Linked DNA regions of Homo sapiens: region 2 is linked to region 1. The links are chromatin loops, found by intact Hi-C in ENCODE. Cell type or tissue: dorsolateral prefrontal cortex. All regions are shown on one strand. Each heading gives the region's core, and the rest is flanking DNA. Links, peaks and the distances in the headings are about the cores only. Region 1 has its middle 27 kb from the start of WDFY4. Region 2 overlaps TMEM273 (transmembrane protein 273).

What was found. Hi-C counts contacts between places; a loop is a spot of excess contacts. Peaks named below come from ENCODE experiments on the same cell type or tissue, not always from the same donor. Only the 100,000 strongest peaks of a DNase experiment are listed, where the experiment ranks them.
Region 2: it touches region 1 in a loop (2.7-fold over the local background); 56 of 110 quality-filtered maps call a loop at or near these places.

The regions. Positions count from the first base shown.
Region 1 is chr10:48,652,896-48,663,772 of GRCh38, forward strand. It overlaps a transcript of ARHGAP22 not described here. Among named protein-coding and RNA genes, the nearest start is that of WDFY4, 27 kb to the right of the region's middle. RefSeq lists a silencer at 3,071-3,660 and an enhancer at 3,911-3,980. In dorsolateral prefrontal cortex, for the core only: CTCF peaks have their summits at 3,523 (motif pointing left), 5,544 (motif pointing right), 7,145 (motif pointing right) and 7,346; DNase peaks (open chromatin) are centred at 2,756, 3,223, 3,526 and 5,566; H3K4me3 peaks cover 1,903 bases; H3K27ac peaks cover 1,613 bases.
Region 2 is chr10:49,158,640-49,169,966 of GRCh38, forward strand. TMEM273 (transmembrane protein 273) reads right to left here. Exons shown (of 7, transcript NM_001288740.3): 2 at 9,270-9,323; 3 at 8,230-8,370; 4 at 7,127-7,157; 5 at 6,566-6,644; 6 at 2,960-2,983. Among named protein-coding and RNA genes, the nearest start is that of TMEM273, 24 kb to the right of the region's middle. In dorsolateral prefrontal cortex, for the core only: CTCF peaks have their summits at 3,130 and 6,128 (motif pointing left); a DNase peak (open chromatin) is centred at 6,108; H3K27ac peaks cover 2,073 bases.

The sequences.
Region 1 (10,877 bases), core at 24-8,023:
GCTCATGGCATGGCTTCTCCATTCCATTTCTGGAAATTTAGCATCATTACAGCATAATTTACAGTTGTGGAGAATCAAAAAGAAAAATCCCAATTATGAAACAGCCAAGCGATATTTATGCAGCCATCAGCATCATTGACATAGTGGTCCTGGCAGTCCAAGGCAAAGGCAGGCTCCAAGGCGGTGGATACAATGTTATCTAAATGAGGGCAGCATTGATTCAGATGGAGCAGTGACTCCTGGGAGGGCATGCATCAGGATTTTCTTCCTAGCACCCTCCTTGTCTCCTCTGTTCTATTGAGCTTGCATCACATTTATTGATAGTGACCTGAAACACCTTTCAATTGCAGAGAGCATAAAAGCAGTTAAAAACCAATCACTGCTATAAAGATAAAACAAGCATAGCCAGTGCTCAGTGGCTCAGTGCAGGCTAGATCCTTCCTACACCTGGGCTTGTGGGTGCAGGAATTGGGGCTGTCACCACTGCAGGAAGGTGCACCCTGGGCTGCGGGACAGCGCTTAGTGGGGTGTGTTGGGGGAATGTCATCTTGGCCCATGCCTTGGGGATCTGTGGACAGTTCCTGCTGCTAATGTTCTCAGAAGGGAGCGCTGGAACAGCACAGAGAACGGGGCCAAACTGAGCCTCTGGGGAGTGACCAGGGATAGCTGGAAGCAGAAGGAGGCAGCAGGCGAGCACTCAACTGCTTGAAGAGAGCAGCAAGGGCCAAAACCCAAGGTGCCAGCATGTCCTTGCAACAAAGCAAGCAGTAATTTGGGTTGCAAAGGCCAGAGTGCAAGGCTGATAAGAGCCCACAGGTACAGAGGCAGAGAGGAGTGAGAGGAAGCAGCCCATCCCACGACCTGGTGTACAGGGGGCTTTGGAACTAAAACTCTAGGACAAAGTCCAGGTTTTCCATTTTCGAGTGCTTGGAATTTAGACATGGGCTAGATTTGGCAAATAAAGGTGTAGGATGCCCAGTTAGTTTTGCAGTGTAACTGTGTTCTAAATATTGCGTGGGACATAATACCTGCTAAAAAGGTATGTATAGTTGACCTGAAACACTATTCAGATTTAACTGGGTATCCTGTATTTTATCTGGCAAACGTATACCTTCTGAATATCCATTTTCTCTTTGATCAAAAAAGAAAATACCACCAGGTAAGAAACTTTCAATTGCAGACAATAAGAAAGTCAGTTAAAAAGAGGGGATTTATTGGCTCCTTGAGCAGGAAAGCCCTCATAATATGGACTTCAGGCATGGCTGGATCCAGCAGCTTGACAATGTTAACCAAGTCTGGGTTTTTTTTTCCAGTTCTCCTGTTTGCTTCTGGAATGCCTGCTTCATTCTCAACAAAGTCCCCTCATTATTAAAAAATGCTGGACACCAGCTCGCTTCAGGAACTAATACTCTTTCTTTCATGACCAACACAAAGAAAGAGCCTATCTTCCAGTGTCTCTCTCAGAAGTGCTGGGAAGCTGCCCCTCCCTACTCTCCCAAACATCTCTTCTTGCCTCATGGCCTTGGTTGGTCCACTCACCCATCCCTGAACCACCCAAACCAATGCAATGTGCTGATTGGCTAAAGCCAACCTGGTCTCATCCCAGGAATAGGGTGGCTTGGCTTCGTAAAAGCCACCTCAGCTGGTATGGAAAAGAGGTGGTTGCTAGAGTGGATGCCAGGCACTGCAACCAAGGTTGGGGAGAAGGGGTTCAAAATACAGTGCCCACAGTGAGGTTGCCCTAAGGATAAGATACATGAGACTGCCCCGCTGGTGTGGTGTGTGTGTTTAAGTGTGTGCTGTATGAGAGGAGAGAGAGGGAGAGAGAGACAGAGGGAGAGGGGGAATGTTAGTTCCTCTCCTTGGACATGCTGATTACTTTCTTTCTTTCTTTCTTTCTTTCTTTCTTTCTTTCTTTCTTTCTTTCTTTCTTCCTTCCTTCCTTCCTCTCTCTTTTCTTTCTCTTTCTTTCCTTCTTTCTTTCTTTCTCTTTCTTTTCTCTCCTCCCTTCCTCCCTTTCTCCCTTTCTCTCTGTTTCTCTCTCTCTTTCTTTCTCTCTTTCTCCTTCCTTCCTTCCTTCCATCCTTCCTCCCTTCCTCTCTCTCTTTCTTTCTCTTTCTTTCTTTCTTTCTTTCATTCTTTCTTTCTTTCTTTCTTTCTCCTTCCTTCCCTCCTTCTCTTCTCTTCTCTTCTCTTCTCTTCTCTTCTCTTCTCTTCTCTTTCCTCTTGGCCAGCTCGGTGACTCAATCTCCTTCCTGTCTCAGGCCCCTCCCACGAACTGGCCCGTGTGTGCCCGGGGAAGGTCCCTTCTCCTCACTGACCTCCACCCACACCATGGAGAGTGGATGTGTGTGTGTGTGTGGGGGGGGGGGGGGGCGGGGGACGCTGCATCAGGAGACCTCTGGTTAGGGAATTTTTATCAGGAACCACCTCTGTGACCTTTACCAACCTCAGCCTATAGTGGGGACAAGGTCCTACAGCGTGGGCCTCTCCTTTGGAAGGCTTTGGGACAGAGTTCTGCCCACCAGCTGGAGGACAGTGACCTCAGGGGGAGAAGGGACAGGAGACTGCTCTCCAGTCCCTCACCCCAGCCCTCGCCTTTCCCTCACCCACCTTTCTTTGCAGCAAGTTCAAAGGCAGGTCATACACCAGCTAAGCGGGCACAGCTGGGCACAGTTCCCGGGGCCTGCCGGGCAGCGCTGGGAAGGGCGGCAGAGAGCGCGGACTGGACGCTCGTCTTGGAATGACTCAGCCAGGAGCAGCCGCCAGCAGCATGGGCCACGCAGCAAACGGGCGCGCCGTGGGAGCTGGAGAGGCCAGGTCTTCTGGAACCAGGCCAGTGCACCCTGCCCGGGCGTCACCCCACCACGGACATTCACAATGACAGTCAGCACTTCTCAGCACACTGTGGATCACACGCATTAGCCTGGCACCTGGCAGCGCCCCGAGGTGGGCATCACGGTGGGATTGGGAGGCACTCCAGTCACAGGGTTCACCAGGGCCGAGGTGGCGACGAAAACCCGTCCCTCGGGCGTGGCAGTGGCCTGGCCACGTGCGCCCCAGGGCTTGCACCCGCATCTCCCGCCGGTGGTAAGCGGGGCCTCCAGCAGAGCGGGCGGGGCTGCTCACCTGGAACCAGGGCCAGCCGTCTCCTCCCCTGCCTCGGCCGCCCGGGGCCTGCCTGGGGCTCCTTCCTCGCCGCCCGGCGGCAGCTCTTGAGCTCCCGGCCCGCTCCTTTAGCCCCGCAGGCTCCCTGGCCGTGACCCTGTCCCCGGCCTCCGTGTGATGAGCAGGCGAGCAGGGCCGGGGGGATGCAGCCTGGGCCCCGCATCCTCAGGCAGGACGGAGCTCCCGGCTGCTCGGCGCCTCTGGGGGGGGGGGGGCGGGGGGGGGGGATGCGGCGCAGCGGGCGGTCCCAGCGAGTCAGAAGGGTGCAGCAGCCGGGTCGGGGATGGCCGGGCGAGGCTGACCCCTGCCGGGCAGCGCGGGTGGCGCCACGGGCGGAGGCGACTTCCTGGGCCCTGGTGCACGGCGCCCCCTGGCGGGCCTCGGGGAGGCGGCCTCCTGCGTGCCCGGACCGCTCGCTGCGCCTTCCCGCCTGGCTTCCGGTTACCCAACCTCATCTCGCCCGAGCCTCATCTGTAGCTCACCGTCCTGTGCGCCCTGTGCTGTTGGCAGGGCGTGTGGGATTTAGAGGGTTTTCTATACTGAGTCTTCCTCGGAGCAGGTGAATTCTGCATAGCTGGCCCAGTTCTGTGTCTTAAGTATGGGGAGAGAGTGGGGGCTGGAGAAATCACTAGCAGGGGAGGAGCCCTGAGGTTGCCGAGGGGGATCGGAGCTACTTCCCAAGGCGCCTACACCGCCCGTAGACTGGGAAACTACGGTCACAAAGGGTCAGCGCATTCCCCAAGGTCCCAGAGCCACACGCAGCATGGCTGGCATTTGAAAGTCAAAGCAGAGGAAGCAGGCAGGTGGCTCTTGTTGAACTGGCTTCCAGAGTCTGTGTTGGGCAGAGAGATCCTTCCCCGAGAGTGGAGTGGCCTCGTGCTCACCTGGGTTCAGCGTCAAGGTTCACCTGGAATCACCTGCACTCTTGTCCTTGACCAAGGCAGGGTGGTTAGCCATGGGCTGATAGCCTTGGAGAGCCTGATTCAGCCTTTGGGTAGAGCTGGGTCAGTCCAGCCTCAGGGCCATCACTCACCCGAAGCATTGTGGTAACCTGCCTGCCCCTGGAGACCCCGGGTGTGGGGCAGGGTGACCGTGGTGGAGAGTGGGAGCTGGCAGAGGTAAGGAGGCACACGTCTGCCACAGCACCAGAGCTCAGGGCGCCTGAGAAGCAAGGTCATAGCGTCCTGTTCTTGGACCCCGTCAGTCTCCACAGCTATAGGGGGCTCCATTGAAAAGAGTGTGCCAGACCTTCTCTGTCTGTGCCCTGGTGAGGGCTCACTCACTCTCCAGGCTTGCTGGGGGAGGAGGCACGAACTTCGGTGGAAAGAACAGAACTCAGGAGCCAGAGAATGGAGTTTGACTCCTGCCTCGGACACTTCTTAGCCGGGTCTCTAGGGGGCTCAGAGAGCCTGAGCCCCCTTCCTCATGTATAAAGTGAGGATAGTAATACTGCTGAATCCCTGGGTCTGTTAGAGAATGAAGCGAGGAAAGTCAGGCAGAGCACTTAACTAAGTGCCCAGCTCGCATTAAGTACACCATGCTCATGCCCATGGCCAGGATGGTGTGTTCCAGCTGCAACCTTTAGCAGGGGCCCTGGAAGTGCTTGTGTCTTCTGCTTCGTCCATCATTAGCAGCAGCAGAAGGTAGGGCAGTGTTTGCTTCTCAAACCAGGTTTCTCACACATTGAAAGATATTCTGCATTTAAATTTACATGATAAATTAAAATATAAGCCATTGGGATGAACACCTTATAATCAAATACTCCCAGGTGACCTAGTGCCTGAGTTTACCTGAGTGTTTAAAATCAAGTTGGCGACAAGGAACAGCGAACACGACTGCCTTTAATATTTAGTTAGACCCTGGTGGGGTGAGGCTCCCAGGAGTGGCTTCCCTTTGGGCCCTTCCTCTGTCCTCCCAGGTGGCTGAGGGGGACCTACAACCCTAGTCAGCAGTTGGGAATCCGTCCTCATCAGTGAGCTACCTGGCTTCCATGAAACTAGGGTCGTGTCTAGGGATCTAGTGTTTTGGAAGCTCCTGGAAATGAGGTTGGCCAAGAGGGTCTTCTGGAAATCTCCGCTCACTGAGCCATCATCCTACGCCAGTGGTCAAATTCTGCCAGAACCACACTGCAGATCATGTTTAATTAGAGTTCTTAGGGTACTTTTGTTTTTACGTAGCGACGTTGTTTGTTTTTTTCTAGTTGTTATAAGCATTGCAGGGCTATCTGTTGTTTCACGTGCTTAAATATTTAAGCCAGTCAATGCCGGAACCTAGGGATCGTTTCCACCTTCTTTTTGAAAAGGGTCACATTACTGGAAGAAGAAACCTGGAGCTGATTCACAAAAGTAGAGTAATCCTGTCTGCAGTTGAGAGTTGAAGCCACGAGGTGGCGCCCTCAGCACACTACTTGAGCTGTTGGGTTTTCCAGCGGCAATGACCAGCACGGGGACAGAGGATGTCCTGAAGAGGGGCTCTGTCCGCTTCAGGACGTCCAGGGGAGTCACCTGTGTAACACTCACAGGAAATACATGCTTCTGTGGGTACACAGCTGGGAACAGGGTGAGGCAAGTGAGTTATCTTGGGTGCAAATTTTAAGGGGCAATGAGCGCCCCTCTCCCCTCACCCTGGTCCCGGCCCTGGGCCACCGGACTGGGACATGTCTGTGAGGACCAGAGTTGGGGAGCGGCTCCCTGACACCCCAGGAGAGAGGGTGATGCTTTGACCTCAGCCCTGGTCAGGTGGGGCCTACACCACGGGGACGCTAAAGCCCCTATTCTGATCCAGAGGCTGTGGCCGGAATAAACGGATGTACTTTCTGGGAGGGGATTAAGGGGATGGACGAGGTGCTGCCCCATCCCTATTCCCACTATGAATTGGAGCCACAGGGACATGGAGGGTGTGGAGCTGAGCCGAGTGCGTCCCTGGAGTGCCCTTTCCTGTCTGCACTCGGGCTGGGCCAGCCTCCTGTGGCTCCTGCACATGGCAGCCCCCCTCAGCTGGAGGAGCCACAGTGGAGCAGGCGTGGAGTCCGTGGCACCATGGCAGGGGGTCTCTGTCCAGGGCCTGGGTACTCGGTGACACTGGGAGAGAATGCAGCCTGCAGCGTGGCCTCGGAAACTGGAATAAGAGAGCTGACCTATGAAGGAGGCACGGGAAGCTGGGTGCAGAGATGACCGAGAAACTGGCAAACATTTTGGTAAACCAGAGCACCATGCTGCGTGAGTGAGGAGTAACCAAGGTGGAAGTGTTAAGGATGAGGTGGAACGAATATTCATACCATACAGTAACTAACACTGAACACAGTCACCTGGAAGAGAAGACTGGGGAGAATCGGGACATTAAGGCTCCTGGGCACTTGCGGTTTTTACTCCGGGTCAGCGCTGTCCAACAGGGATATAGTTTGAACCACGTCTATAATTAAACGCTTTCTGGTAGCCATATTAAAAAAGAAACAGGTGAAATTGGTTTAATAACATATTTTATTTAGGGCAATATATGCAAAATACTATCATTTCCACATATAATCATTTATAAATATTATTTATTGAAACATTTTGTATTCCTTTTTTTATACCAACTCTTTCAAATCCGGTGCATATTTTACATTTATAGCATATTCCAATTTGGATACTAAATTTCTGCTGCAAATATTTTATCTGTATTTAGAGTTTACAAAATTTAGAGTTAAAAAAAGATTTTCAAGTTGTTCTAAACATGCGTTTTTAGTAATTGGATTGTGTATCAATTTCTAAATTAAGATTAAATAAAATTGAACATTTAAGTGCTCGGTTGATCTAATTTCAAATGTGATTAGTGGCCCTACTGTATTGGATAGTGCAGTGGTAGGCATTTAAAAGTAAAGTATTCATGTTAAAAATGTTAAGAATAACAAGCAAAGAATAGAAGTAGAATATATAACTTCTAAACCAGTAGAGGGGGCTGCATACAAAAAAAATCCCGATCAATTCAACAGAAGGGGAAGTGAGAAAACAATAAAACAAAAATTATGATAAATAGAAACACAAAAGAAGAAGATAAAAATAGGTATAAATGCCATAAATTTATCAGTAACAGTAGTAAATGTAAACAGATTAATCTCACACATTAAAAGACAGAAGTACTTAGGTTGGAATTTTTAAAAATCCAGTTGTAGCTGCTTGTGAAGAGACATCTAAAATATAAGAACACAGAAATGTTGAAAATAAATGAATGGAAAAAGATATGTGAGACAAATAGGAATTAAAATAAAACTAGTGTAGTGAACTCATATTAATATGGACAAGACAGACTAAGGAAAATCTTTATTAGGGATAAAGATTGTCATTGCAAGATTATAAAAGAAACAATTCATAGAGATACAACAATCTTGAGCCTATATACACCTAGCAACATAGCCTGGAAGGAAAGAAAACAAATAAAAGTCTGTGACATAATGTGAAGAATTTGAAAATTCACAATCTTAGTGGAAATTTTATGATAACACTCTCAGAAACTGATAGACCAAGTAGAACACTAGCAACAAATTAGTAGAGAAAGAGATTTTGAACAATGCATTAAGAAAACCTAATATAATAGATACATGTAGAAGCCTGTACCCATGGAATATTTATAGAAATTGACCATGTACCACTTCACAAGAGGGTTCAATAAATAAACACTAAAGAATCAATATTACTCAATGTTGTCTAACCTTGATATAATAAAATTATACAACAATAAGAAGACTAAAAAACATACATCTAAAAATCATACATCTAAACACCGAAAAATACATTGTAATTTGTGTCTAAAAGGAGATATTGGAATAGAAATTACAAAATATTTAGAATCAAATGCAACATAGAACCACAATTTAAGACTTGTTGTACACAGCTAACATGGTACTTTGAAGGAAATTTATGGCATTAAATGTGTACATTAGAAAATAAGAAAGGTTGTAAATTAATTAACTGAAAATTTAACTAAAGAATTAAGAAAAAGATAGCATGTGATGACAGTTCAGCTTTTATTTTCTCTCCTAAATTTAGCTTTGAAGGGGAAATGGGTTCTCAATGTTCTACACAATTTCTAACTGTTGAGGGTTCCCAGGTCTTAGACTTGAGCCTTTTCTCTCCCAGGTAATCTTATCCATTCCTACAGTTTTAAAACACCATCTGTGCTGATGAGTCTCAGTCTCGAGACTAGAGCTCACCTCTAAGCTACAGGCATCCTTTTCTGACTGCTCCGTTACCCTCACCCTATGGCATCTCACACGTAACACGTTCGAAACATATGCTCCAATCTGTCCCAAGCTTGTTTCTCCTCTCCATGCCAATAAATGTTGCCACCCACGTTAACTTTAAGCAAAAGATGTAGGGGTCATTCTTGAGTTTATCTGATGACTTATTCTGTAAGCCTTGTAGTCACTTCTATTTCCAAGATACAACCCAAGTCCATCCTTTTTTCTCTCTTTCCACTATTACCACCCTAGATGTGCCACTGCCATTCTTGCTTGGCCTCATTCAAGAGCCTCTGCACTGGCTTCTATGCATGCTCTATTGTCCCCAGGCCATTCTCCATGCAGCAGTAAAATGTAAATTGGGGCATGCCATTTCCCTGCATAAACACCTCAATGGCTTCTCATCATGTTGAGCCTCAAGTCCAAACTTCCTGCTGGATCTTAGAAGGCCCTCCCTGAGAGGTCCTTGCCTGTTTCTCTAGTTTATCTTGGTCCTGTTCATGCTCAATCCCCCTACCCTGCCACTGCCACCTTGTTGGCATTTATGCTTTCAGCATACTGGCCACTCAACTCCTTTCTTGCCCCAGGGCTTTTGTACCTGCTTCCCACTTCTTGAAATGCTCCCCACTTCTTGAAATGCTCCCCCACACTTCTTCAGTAAACACTTCTTCTTTTTTTTTTTTTTCTTTTTCTAGACGGAGTCTCACTCTGTTCCCCAGGCTGGAGTGCAGGGGCGTGATTTCCGCTCACTGCAAGCTCTGCCTCCTGGGTTCACGCCATTCTCCTGCCTCAGCCTCCCAAGTAGCTGGGACTACAGGCGCCCACCACCACGCCCGGCTAATTTTTTGTATTTTTAGTAGAGACGGAGTTTCACTGTGTTATCCAGGATGGTCTCGATCTCCTGACCTCGAGATCCGCCCGCCTTGGCCTCCCAAAATGCTGGGATTACAGGTGTGAGCCACCGCGCCCGGTCCAGTAAACACTTCTTAGTTTGTTGAATGAACAAATACATACTAACCTGTTAGCACAGGGATTTTTATCCTTATTTCATAGCTGAGGACTGCAAGGCCCAGAGGGGCTGACTGTAATTTTTCAAGACATTTTTGGTTAAAAAAAAAAAAAACCTAATGGTTTTAGCAAAACCCTTGAGATGACCTCTGAATGGACCATCATGGATCATGTGCACAGACCTGAACCCATCGTTGCAGCTGGGGCAGGGAACAGTCTCATATGGTGGGCCTTGGTCATGCATCCATCCCACTGCTGAGGGTGGAATCAGTTCCAACCAACACACATGGTGTGAGGATGAGTGAGGGGAGGCTTCTAAAGCAGCTTTATTTGTAATAGCCTCAAACTGGAAACAGTCAAGATGGTTAAACAGGTGAATGGTTAAACACCCTGTGCACAGCCATGCCATGGATTCTATCTAGCAATGAAAAGGAAAGGACTATGAATGCTTGCAGCCACTTGGGTGGATCTCAAGGACATTACGTTTAGCGAAAAAAGCCAGTCCCAAAAGGACATAGGCTGCATTATTTCATGTATATAACATTCTCTAAATGAGTTGGAGAGCAGATGAGAGGTGGCCAGGGGTTAGGGACAAATGGGGCAGAAGGCAGGTGTGACTACAAGGGACAGCATGAGGGATAGCTTACAGCCACAGGATAGTTCTGCACCCTGGTGGTTACATAAATCTGCATGTAATACAACTGGAGTGATAGACATTGCATCAATGCCAGTTCCCTGGTTTTGATATTGTACTAAGTTATGTAAGATAGAATCACTGAGAGACACTGAGTCAAGGGGATCTGGGACCTCTTTGATTATTTTTGCAACTTCCTGTGAATCTGCAAAAGAGTAGGTACTCACTAGTGGCAACAATATACATTACCAGTCTAACATGTGTACACATAGATAGGTCTTGTTAGGATGTTGAAACTGTGCCAATGCATGTTATTATTACTACAGTTTTAAAGATTTCTCTAAAAAATCAAAAAGCAAAATGTATATGATAATTAAAGAATACAAAAAATTAAAAAACATTATTTGATAAAATTAAATTCTTATTGTGATTTTAAAAATAAAAAATAAATCTAAAAATTAAACTGTTAGCATTTCTGGTGTTTGTTTTGCATCTAGTGGGTGCTATGAAGAATCTATGTCATACTTCACGCAAGTGACATTATACATCCAGAACAACACATATGCATCTAAGAGGGAGTGAGCTGTTTAATAGCATGAAATATTTCCAGGCTGCAATGAAGAACCATTGTGAATTTTGCAATGATATATAAGTACCTATGAAACTATGAATTTGAACTCAAAGAGCAGAAAAAAAAATACATGTCTGGCACTATTCAGAGATGAGATTTCTTATGGAGAACCTACTACATTTAGGTGATCTGAGAGGAAGCCTCTGGAAGTTTAGATTTTTTTCCTATTGCTTCCACGTTCAATTCCTCCTAGACATGGAAGCAATGTTCCTGCTGGC
Region 2 (11,327 bases), core at 1,421-9,420, 510 kb after region 1:
ACATGAATAACCGCAAATACCAATGGAGAATAAAGCCTAGAAATACCCTAGTACGCACAGAAATTTAGAACATTATAAAAGAGGCAAATGAAACACTGGGGAAATAGGGTGGTTTTAAAAAATAGTATCGGAATAATTCAATTGCCATTTGGGAAAAAGAAAAAATTGGATCTTAACTCATACCACACACCAGAATAAATGACAAATGGATCAGACATCTAAGTAAACAATAAAACCATCCAAGTGCTGGGAAAAGTATATATGCACAGATATATACATCTATATGTAAACATCTTCTAATTTTATTTTAAAAAGTGTGTCTATATAAAAGTGTTTTTAATTAAATATATTTTTGTAAAAGTATCACAGAAAGAATAAACCAGGAACTATTGAAAATAGCAACTTCAAAGCAGTAGGTAGGAACACGGTAGAGTGGACAGTTACAAGAGAAACACTTCTCTGAGTTTATCTGTTTACATAGTTTATCTCTGAATCGTGTACATGACACACGATTCAGAGATAAACTGTGTAAAGAAAACTATGTAAATTAAAATTTTAAAAGATTAAAACAGGAAATAGTAAAATATAATACACACTAAAACAAGTGTTTCTGACTCTCTATCCAATTGATAGCATAACCACACAGAGAATATAATTAATTTCATTTGAACACAATACTCTGGCTGTGCACACCTAGAGGGCTAAATTCTAAGGGTAAAAGCCACTGCAAAGAAATATGCAAGTTTACTGAGTGGGTCTATAGCTGCATAGTGCTCTAATTTCTGGAGGCATTTTGTGTGTATTATAGAATAGAGAAAATGAGTAAAAATATTATGTGGTGGAAAAGCAGGGTTTTTACTTTGGAGAAGGCAATCTAGACACATGGATTAGGGAAAGCTTAGGAAAAGTCTTATGATATTGAGTGTGTAATTTAAATGCACGTTTCGTGACTCTGCCCATTGAAAGGGCCTAGAAGCAATGACACCTCAGTAGCCCTGAGCACACATTGTGCCCAGATCTTAGTTTCTAAAAATGATTCCACAGTAAAAATTAAAATAAAAGAGAGAGAGAGTGAGAGAGAGACAGAGAGAGTGAGAGAGAGACAGAGAGAGAAACAGGGACCCTTGGGAAAATTAGACCCTTGTGCTACCCTTGGGAGCAGGTCAAGGTGAGCCTGAGATATTGTGTTGTCAGAAGTCTAGCATGTGCTCAAAGACTAATGGGTTCTGTCTAAAGGGCACAGAGGCCACCAAGAAGTGACTTGCACTAGCCAAATTTGCAACAATTTGGGCTTCAGAAAGAATCATGATGGCAATGGATTAAAATGCCTTGAAGTCCACAGTAATAATCCTCAACAAAAGAAGGAGAAAGGGGAGATAGAATAAAAAGGCTTCCTTGTGGATGAATGTCAGCTATTAAATATAGAAGAAATGCTGGAATTAGAAAGTCAATATTTTGTAATCACCAATGGCAAAAACTGCTTGAAGCAGGATCATGAATAGGTATAAAATCATTAGGTGAGGAATTGTTGGGGGTCGGGATATTCACATAGTGTCAAAGTGCCACCCCTCGTATTATTCATTTCAGAGGGGAAAATTCTAATTTCTACAAATGTAGAAATCTAGTGGTCACTCCCTTAACCAAGCAAACGAAGCATCACCAACAGTGATGCAATACAACAAAAGATACACAACATCACTTCATGGTATTTCTGACCAAAAACTTCAATCTGAATCTACTCAGGAGAAAACGATCAGACAAATCCAGAAAATGGGACATTGTATAAGACAACGGGGCTTAGGGACTTCTCAATTAACAATGCCATAAGGATAAAAAGCAGAGGGGCTGTTCAATACTGAAAGAGACTTAAAAAAAAGACAAAATAAATACAAATATTTTTTCTGGATTGGAAAATAGCACAATAAAAAATAGAGCAATAAAAGATACTTCTGAAATAACCAGAGAAATTTAAATATGGACTGTATAATAGATGATATTAAATTAGCATTAATTTTCTTAGGAGTGGTCACTGTATTGTGATTATACACAATAGGAAACACAATGGTGCTGTATTCAGGGGTGAAATATCATGATATCTACACTAATTTGCAAGTAGATCAGTCAAAAAAGGCTTATGTACACAGAGATAAAGCAAAGGGGGCACCGTGTCAGTGAGTGACCCTAGGTGAAGGGTGTATATATTTTGATTGTCCCGTTCTTTCAACTTTTCTTTGGATTTGAAAATTTTTCATAAAGCAGGAGAGTGAGGTCAAGAGATTGCCCCAGGCCTGTGTGACCATCCTGGGCTGGTCAGACAGGGAGCAAATTCTCAGTGGGTTTGGCACATGCAAGGGGCATGAGGTGAGGAAAAGCCAAGCTGGGGAATGTGGATTGTGAAATGATGATTCTCAAAACCCTGGTGAAGATGCCTTCATTCCTAGGAGTCTTCATCCATAGGCTCATTCAATCAGGGGTCCGAGATCCTGTCCCCTTCTGTAGACCGGCCCTCCACATACAGGCTTCGTCCTCTCCGAGACCCCAAAGCAGCACTGAGATGCAAATACCCAGCCAAACTGATAGCATGATGACATGAAGAGATGTTTGGGAATTTTTTTCATCAAATGGACTAAATTGGCTAATTATTAGATTGGACACTATCATAGGATAGGTCTTGGAGAATGAAAAAAAGTTTACCTATCCTGTTAAAACCATTTTCTCAGCTCTAACTGGGCAAATGCCCCACAGCTTCATGTTAAATCTTGCCAAGTACCATCATGTCCCAAGGTGATGCTGATTCCTGGTCTCACAGCTGTCCTGGCATGAGGGCTCCTGGCCATGCCATGGTTGCCCGTCCCACGTGGCCAGGGGAGGGAGAGGTCATGCCGAAAACCCATGCAGCCCCATGGGGCAGAGACTGCCTGTCCTCCTTTTAAGACAAGTGATCACTCTTACAACTCACCTTTTGGAGAAATTGTGGTTTCGCCTGCAAAACAAGATAAAAGGGTGTTCATTGCCTAAGCCTTAGAAGCCAGAAAGACAATGCAAAACTTGCTGCAAGAGAGTGGCTTGCTTGTCATTAGCTTGCTCTTTTGGGTCTGACTTCCTCATGACTCAGCCTGACTCCATCTAGTGTTAGTTTTGGAAACTCGAATCCTGCTTCTCCTCTCTGAAAGTCCCTCTATTTGCAGAGGAGCTCTGTTACGATACCTGCCAAGAACAGCTCCCTGCACGTGGTGAGGGCGATGTATTAATTATCAGGGGTATAAACTCCCATCCAGCCATTGCCTCCCAGCCTCCCTCTCTCCTGGCCTTTATTTCTTGCCTCCCTCACCCACTTGCTTCCTCTAGCATCCCTTCATGTTTTCTCATGAACTTCGCTTTCAGAAAGTTCATTGTTGAATAACTATTGGAGCCATCTTTCCTGGATTATGGAAAATGCCTTCTATAGCCCTGATAGCTCAAAATAACCCAGAACTTCCAAAAAACACATATAACAGAGACGCTCCTCTTAGATGATCATGCATAAGAACATAAAAAGCACAGTGACTGCTCATTCAGCAGTGTTTTCAAATGGGTCTGTGTTGTATTGCTCACAGCAGCATCATCCCACACAGATGTATGTGTGTCAGAGTCCATCATGAATGGCCACATGCACATACACACACATATACACAGGCAATAAATGCACACACACATATAGACAGGCAATACATGCACACACACACATATGCGTGCGCACACACACAACAGGATTAAGGATCGAGCTTTGTGAAATTTCATTCTATGTGAAGTCCGTGGCTAAGATGTCCCTGAAGCATGGTCTGCTTCAAGGTCTGGCGATTTGCAAAGCAAAGTGCCTTAACTCAAAGTCCCCCTCAATGTGTGCCAGGAATTCAGATGGTCAAGGTAGCGTCCCTGTGCTGGGGGGAGCTCTAGTACTTTAGAGCCTTCCCCGTGGTGAGAAGGTCACTGTGCTAGAATCTCCACATGTTTCAATATTCCTGACCACAGGGGCTGAGCTGGCCACAGCAGTCTGTGTCCTCTGCCTGGGTACCTAAGCACCCAGCAGAGGGCCCCTGAGGCCACATGGTGCCAGGGTCTTCGCCATGGCCAACACAGCCCATCCATTCAAAACAGACTCCTCCTGCACTCCTCACCACAGATGCTACCGCTACCTGGACCCACAAAGGCAACAAAGGTTCTAGGAAGTCAATCCTTCTCACCCTTCCAGACTCCATCCATGGCCTCCTCATGTCCTCCAAGAGCCCTGTGTGAAAACCCTTATAATGGCCAGTCCACCCTGATTCCATGGTGGGAGATGCTGACTCAGCGCCCAACCCACAGCCATCTGAGTGCTGCCCTTGGGTCAGCGGGGACTGGGACACCCTCCTGGCCAGGTGCCGCAGCTGCACACTTAGGAGAACCTGTGATTGTGCCAACCCCCCTAGGGCTAGAAGAACACAGAGCTGCCCGGGGCAAAGGCCTCTTAGGGCGGGGGGAAGGGAGGGGTGTGAAGAGCTGGCCAGCATGGAACTCTACTCTCCCGCATCAGTGGATTTGGGGGCACTGGGAGCAGTTCGGCATGTTTCTTCTATAAAAAGGAATGTGACAACTTCAGCCAATGTGGGTCTGGGTGTGTGAATATGTGCATGTGTGTGTGTGTGTGTGAGAGAGAGAGAGAGAGAGAGAGATGGGACATATGGCATCTCTGGTCCCTCAACCTGAAATATCCCCAATTCGACCACACATTTCCAAAACCCCCTGAAGCTGGTTACATGCCCTAGATGCAGAGAACGTGACATGGCCAGCAAGAGGAGTGCTGTGTGGCCACCGGGGCCTGGACACTTCACAGGCCCACTCAATCTAAGTTGACCACACATCCCTATTTCCCTAGGACAGTCCAGGCTCACACCTATCATCCTGGTGCAACTTTTACAGAGCCTCTTCTCACTCTCACAAAGTGCTGTCTTGGATGATAAGTTATATATCCTGTCTTCTCCAGCCCAGGACCCAGTGGACTGACACAAACTTGGGGTGGGGGGATGACATGGGAGGGGACAGAGAGAAGGAGAGTGAGAGTCAGAAACAGAAGGAGAGATGGGGTGCTGGGAGACAGAGTTGATGAAATGTGCTTTAATGCTTCACAATCAGAAACCACTGCTGAAAACTAGAATATCTGTAGGAGGAGAAATCCTCAAAAAAAGTGAACTTCTCAAGAAAATCCATGTCCAGCTCATCCCAAGCGCATGACTCCATGAGGGCTGATGAGTCATGACCCGCAGCCACAATGCACCATGCGTTCATCCCTCATGCAGCCATTAATCCATCCGCTCCTTCAATAGACACTACTTGGAAGTTACCCAGTCCCTGGTCCCATGGAAGAACTGGAGGGTGAGACTGGGCTCTGGGTACTTTCTAAAAGCCACTAACCCTGTGTCAACCCAGACCTCTGTCCTAAATGCCAGCCACTTACTAGACATCTCCTCTACATGGAAGTGTCCAGAAACTTTCGGCTCACCATGTTCAAAAAAATATCATCTCACCCAGCTCACTGCCCAAAGCTGCTCCCCCACCAACTTCCCAAAGGGCACCTGCTCAGAGAAAACTCTGAGCTGTTCTAGATTCTTTTCTCTCCTCCAGTGGCTGTCTCAGTCCCTCATCCCAGGTCCCTGGGCCAGCTCCTCCTTAACTTTGTTCCCATCTTTCATTTTTTCCATTGCCTCCACCTGGACTTACTCCAGCAGGGCTTTGCACCAGGCCTGAGTCTCTGTCCGGGCTTCCAGCACATCTTCCTGGCTGCAGCTGGGCCCTCCTCCATGCCACCATATAACAAAAAATATTCTCTCTCTCCCCTGCTTAGAACCCATCTGTAGGTGACCAGAAGTTTCAGGACAGATTTCAGACTCCTTTGCTTAACACAAGCCCCTCTGACTGTACATGCATAGAAACTACCTATCTCTCCAGCGCTTCCTTCCATATCGTCACATGAAACACTTGCTTCTGCCACACTGCATGTTTGTCAGCGGCAGGTTTTACCCATGATGCCTACATATACTAGGGTTCCCTCTGCATTCATGAGCTTCTCTTAGTCCTTCCGCACGTAGCCTGAGGCTCCCCTGCACCTCCTAGTGGCTATGCAGCCCTCTGCACCCCCAAGACACAAGGCAACACATGCTTAGCCTGCCATAGACCTCCCGGGACCCCCACCCCCACTGTGCAGCCACCACCTGGGACCTGCCTGTCTCCCCTGTAGACTGGGGGAGATTGTCCTACTTCTCTCTCCTTGACCCCCAGCACCTAGCCCATGGCCTCATGTTCAGTTATTTATTCATTCATTCAACACATATGCAAGTATCCACTTTGTCCCTGGCACTGTGCTAAGTGCTGTGCTACAGAAGTGAAAAGGAAGACCCTACCCGCCCGGAGCTTACATTTTAGAAAAAAACCCATGCAAAATAGACAAATCAATATATCGTATAGCATCAACTAGTGCAAAGAATTATAAAGAAAACTAAAGCCAAGCAAAGAGAAGAGAATGGTGGCTGGAGTCGAGAGGGGATTGTACCTTAAATAGGCCCTCCATGATGCAGTGGTGACACTGAAGCAGGGATTTGAAGGAAAAGAGGGTCGAGGCTTGCAGCTTTCTGGCAAAGAGCATTCCAATTACAGAAAACAGCAAGTGCAAAGGTCCCAAGGCAGGACCGTCCCTGAGGACGTGGGCTCTGTGCAGAAGAGCAGGGTACCTTGATGCCAGCAGGGAAGCCCAGAAACCTGGGACAAACCACGTGTGACCTCCCAAGTGACAGGGGCTGGAGGCCTCATTCTGAAAGTCAGGGGTATGCACTGAAGGGGTCTGAGTGGGGGTGGAACAGGATCTAATCCAGGCTATGCAGAGGCGAGCCCTACTCCCTTTGACGGCTGTAGCCTGTGGCCCTCACTCTTGTGACACCTGCCCACTGGTCCAGAGGAGGAGAGAGTGTAAGGAGGGGACCACGAGGTGCATTCTAGTCACCTAGAAAGCATGCCAGAGTGCAGAGAAGGCTGGGGATGACAGGCAAGGGAGTGGCACGGTCAAGACAGGAGAGAACACGATACCTCTCCCTGACTGTGTGGGCAGTGACCTTACCTTGGGGCTCTCTTCTTTAGCGGGATGGTGTCTAAACAGAGAAAGCCGGGCATTAGGAAGGGGGTCGTGTGACAAGAGGTGCAGAGCATTCCCTAGAGCTTTCACCTCCCTCTCCTTGGTCCTCTCACTCACGGTTGCCCTCGAGAGACCCGGGGCCTGGCTGCTATGTGATGAAGAGGCTGTTTCCTCCCCTTATTTGTGGGGATACACAAGGATAAGCAAACTCAAGGATAAGCAAACTCCCATGGCCTATTAAGCCCCTCGGGCGATGCACACGCCAGCATCTCGGAAGCCTCCTCCTCTCCCGGCCCAGACCAGCCCCTTCTGCTTATCTTCACGGATCATAATCACGTCTTCCAGGAAGGCAGTGAGGCTCTATTCTCCCCAGAAGCACCCCATGGAAAACTGCACCGTCATTGCAGTGAGCCATCTAATACAACAGAGGATGAGTCTGGGGATGATACCCTGAGAGAAGGGATGCAAATCAATACTGCACTTTGGGTGCCAAGGAGGCAGAGGGCTGTGCCATGGTGCATGTCAGCCAGCTCAGTTTCTCTCTGAGGGCCTACTCAGTACTGCTTTGAGAAGGACTTTCCCAATTTATGAAAAAAAATTCATCTTGACCCACAAAGGCAGTGTCAACAGAACCTCCCACCATCCGCCCACACTTAGGACCAACCTCGCTGCCTACTGGGACTGGGTTTATTTGATCTCATCATTTGGATGAGAGAACAGAAATTTCTGTGTGAAGCCAATTTTAGTTCCTCTCCCACCTTTCTCCAGGAAATGTGATTCTCAGGACTGCCAAGAGCAACTGAAAGGAAAAGTACAGAGGGAAAGAGACACAGAAAGACAGAGACATGGAAAGGGAGACAGAAAAAGGAACACAAATAGAGAGACAGAGAGAGATAGAGACAGAAGAAAGAGAAACAGAGGCAAAGGGTTAGTGAGAGAGACAGAAACATGCAGAGGTCACTGCCTTCCTTTACAGCCTGTTGGGCTCTGCGCTTGTGGGTTCATTCTTGCTGTAGCCAGCATCACAGAGTGGCCCTCGGTGCCTCGCTGGGTGGGGCAGAGCCAGGCCCGAGCACCACATCCCTCACCACTGAGGCCCCCAGGCGTGCTTTTCAGGTCGGAAGAGTCGTCGTCAAATAAGTGCCTCCTGATCATGCAGATCTTCAGGGCCAGGAAGCCAGCAGATATGGCGACACCCACAGCAGTCCCGATGAGGGCGTACTTGAAATCTGAAACGCAGGGAGGAATTGAACACCCGGTTTCAGTCACCTGCAGCTCCCTCTGCATTCCAGATGAGGTCCAAAGCATGCATGTGGCCCTTAACACACCACCTCCCACTGGCTGAGGCCAGCCTCACCTTCTACTCTCCCATGAGTCCCTTTGCTCCTAGCCTCTGCCTGCACCCCATCCCCTCCTTCAGCTGTAGAAACTGTTGCCACCTTTCAAGGCTCCCTGAAGCTCACCTGGCTACCCCTGCCCAAAAGGTGAGTGGCTCATTTCTCTGGCCACCTGAGCCTCCTAGCCCTTCCTCACTGATCCCTTCGTTAATTCATCCACTCATCTATTGGGTGTGTGTTAATTGCCTGCTCTGTGGTGAACACTGCAGGAGAATGGATAAGGCCTGTCTGGCCTTTGAGGAGCCTGCAGTCAGCTGGGGAGGACAGGGAAGGAGCTCATGACGGGAGAGGCTGGGTTGGCCTAGAGTCATGGGCGTCCAGAGCCTTCTCAGAGGGTGAGGCATGCAGACTGAGCCTGGCCAGCAGATGAGGCCCTTAAGGGGCAGACAGGCTGGAAGCTCGCAGGTGGAGGGAGGCACCGATGAGGGCTGTGAGCCTGGCAAAGCATGCTGTCAGGGCCCATGGCTGTGGGACAGGGCTCAGTGGGTGCTGGAGCCACGCATCTGTGGCCCTGAGGTATCACGTCCCCTGTGTGGACGAGCTTTAATGCAAGGCCTTTCCCCCGAAATAAAGCTGTCAGCTGCTCTGGGGGACCTGGAGGTGAGGGTGCCCCTTTTCCTATGCTGACAGCAGGGAACCAATTCCAGCACTGCGGCCCTCTGCTTGCTTGTCTTGGGAGCTTCCTTCCTGCCCCTGACCCTGTGCACAGAATAACATGGGCAGCCACGTACCAATTTCAGCCCCAGGGGTCTTGCCTGTTGCCAGCACTTGAGCTCCTCCTACATCTGCAAAGAAAGAAACCCCAGAGCCTGGTTAGAACAGAGCTGGCTGTGGTCCCAGCTACCCAGTCTCAGAGGCCTGGGAAAGCCTACCCCATGTACCCACCAGGAGCACAGAGGTGGGCTCCCAATTGCCATGGAGTGTCTTGGAGCCTTGCTGAGACATCAGAGCTTCCCTCAAAACTCAGACCAGGAACGCGTCTCCACCCAATGCACTTCAGTCAGCCGTTCAGCACAGTTTCCAAGACCTGAACTCTGACCCAAGCCTGCTCCACAAGCTCCCCTGTGGCTCCCAAGGCCCTCCTTAATCCAGCATGGCTTTGGTGCTTCTAGTTCCCCACACAGCCAGGGAATCTCCTGCCCTGCCTCAGGGCCACACCCTCTGCCTGACCCCATCTTCTTCCCTTCCTCCTTTACCTGGTCTTGGCTCCATGCCACTTCCTCCCTGACTCCCCAGACCTGGGTGAGCTGATCCCAGTGTGCTCCGTAGCCGTGGTGCTTGCCGGCCATAACTGACCATGTCAATATGTAACAACATTTACATAGCACTAGTTTGCTCCAGGCTCCATCCTAAAAGCTTCTCACATATTAACACATCAATACGTCTTCTGGCTGGTCTCGCTCTGGGCTGCGTGGTATAGTGTCCAGCATTTGATGCAGTGCTTGGCCCACAGGAGGCATTAATAGACATTGGTGAATGGAAGGAAGGAAGGAAGAAAGGAAGGAAGGAAGGAAGGGAGGGAGGGAGGGAGGGAGGGAGGGAGGGTGGGAAGGAAGGAAAGAAAGAAGGAAAGAGAGCATGCTGTAAGGGTCCCTCCCTCTTCTAGCCAGGCCTTGAAACCTTAAGACAGGAGATACTGCTCACAAACAGCGCCCTAAAATAGTGATCCAGAGGTGAGGTCCTTGGAGAGAAATGTGCACATTTATTGGCCACTTACTCTGAGACGGACACTGGGTGCAGTGCTGGCATTAATATATGTAATACTCACAGCAACAACTCTGTGAGATAAGTACTGTTATTATTGCCATTCGCAAAATGAGGAACGGGAGGCATTGTGGTCTTGCTAATTTGCCCAAGAGCCAAGATAAGTGGGAAGTGGCAGGTTTGCACTGAGAGTCCAGGAAGGCCTACAGACGTGAATGTGAATCCAGTGAACTAACAGATACAACACCACCAAAACCATCAAGCCCTAGGGCTGCATGGACTTGGGCTGGGGATGGGCAAATGGTAAGATCCAAGTCTGAGTCTCACATTCAAACTTCCAGGCAAAGGCAGGAGAGTGTGCTACCACTCCTGTTTCTCACAAAGGGAAACAAGTGACTTCACTGGGAAAGACCAGATGGTATGATGAAGGAAGCATCATAGCAAAGACATCCTCCACCCAACCCTGTCTGCTGACCACACTCAGTGATGCCCAGAGTGGCGTGGTAGGTTGGAGCTCTGCAGGGGACAGCTTTGCTCTGTGTGTGTTTGGTGGAGAGAGGAATTGTCCTGCTAGAGTTCAGAATTTTTTCCGGCAGTCTAATTTTTTAGACTGGTAAAGATTCCCCAAGCTTTTTCTAAAGCAAAAGTTCTCAGCTTTGTTCTAATCACAGATATTTTTGAAAATTCAATGACTTATCTTCTCTCTTTCCCACAGATCACAAGCCCCATGTGAGCACATTTGCTCACACACACAGACACCACCGCACACAATATGACTCTGATTTTGTCTGTTCTCTGAAGCCCCAATCAGCTTCATTCCATTGTCTTATTGTTTTTTTTAAGTCAATCTTGCTGCTCCAGCTAGGTTGAACATCGTTCCGGACATGGGGCAAAGGCTTATATTCAATGGAAGGCTGTGGGTGGGAGCACATTTCCAGACTGACACTCCCAACTCAGAGCTGTGTGTGCTACGTCTTCACCCTTTCCTGGGACGGGACCCTTTGCTGACACCTCTGATCTCTCTCTGCCTTTACTGGGCAGAAGGCAGGAGGACAGGGGAGGGCAGGGCCTCAGTGGGTGGGGCC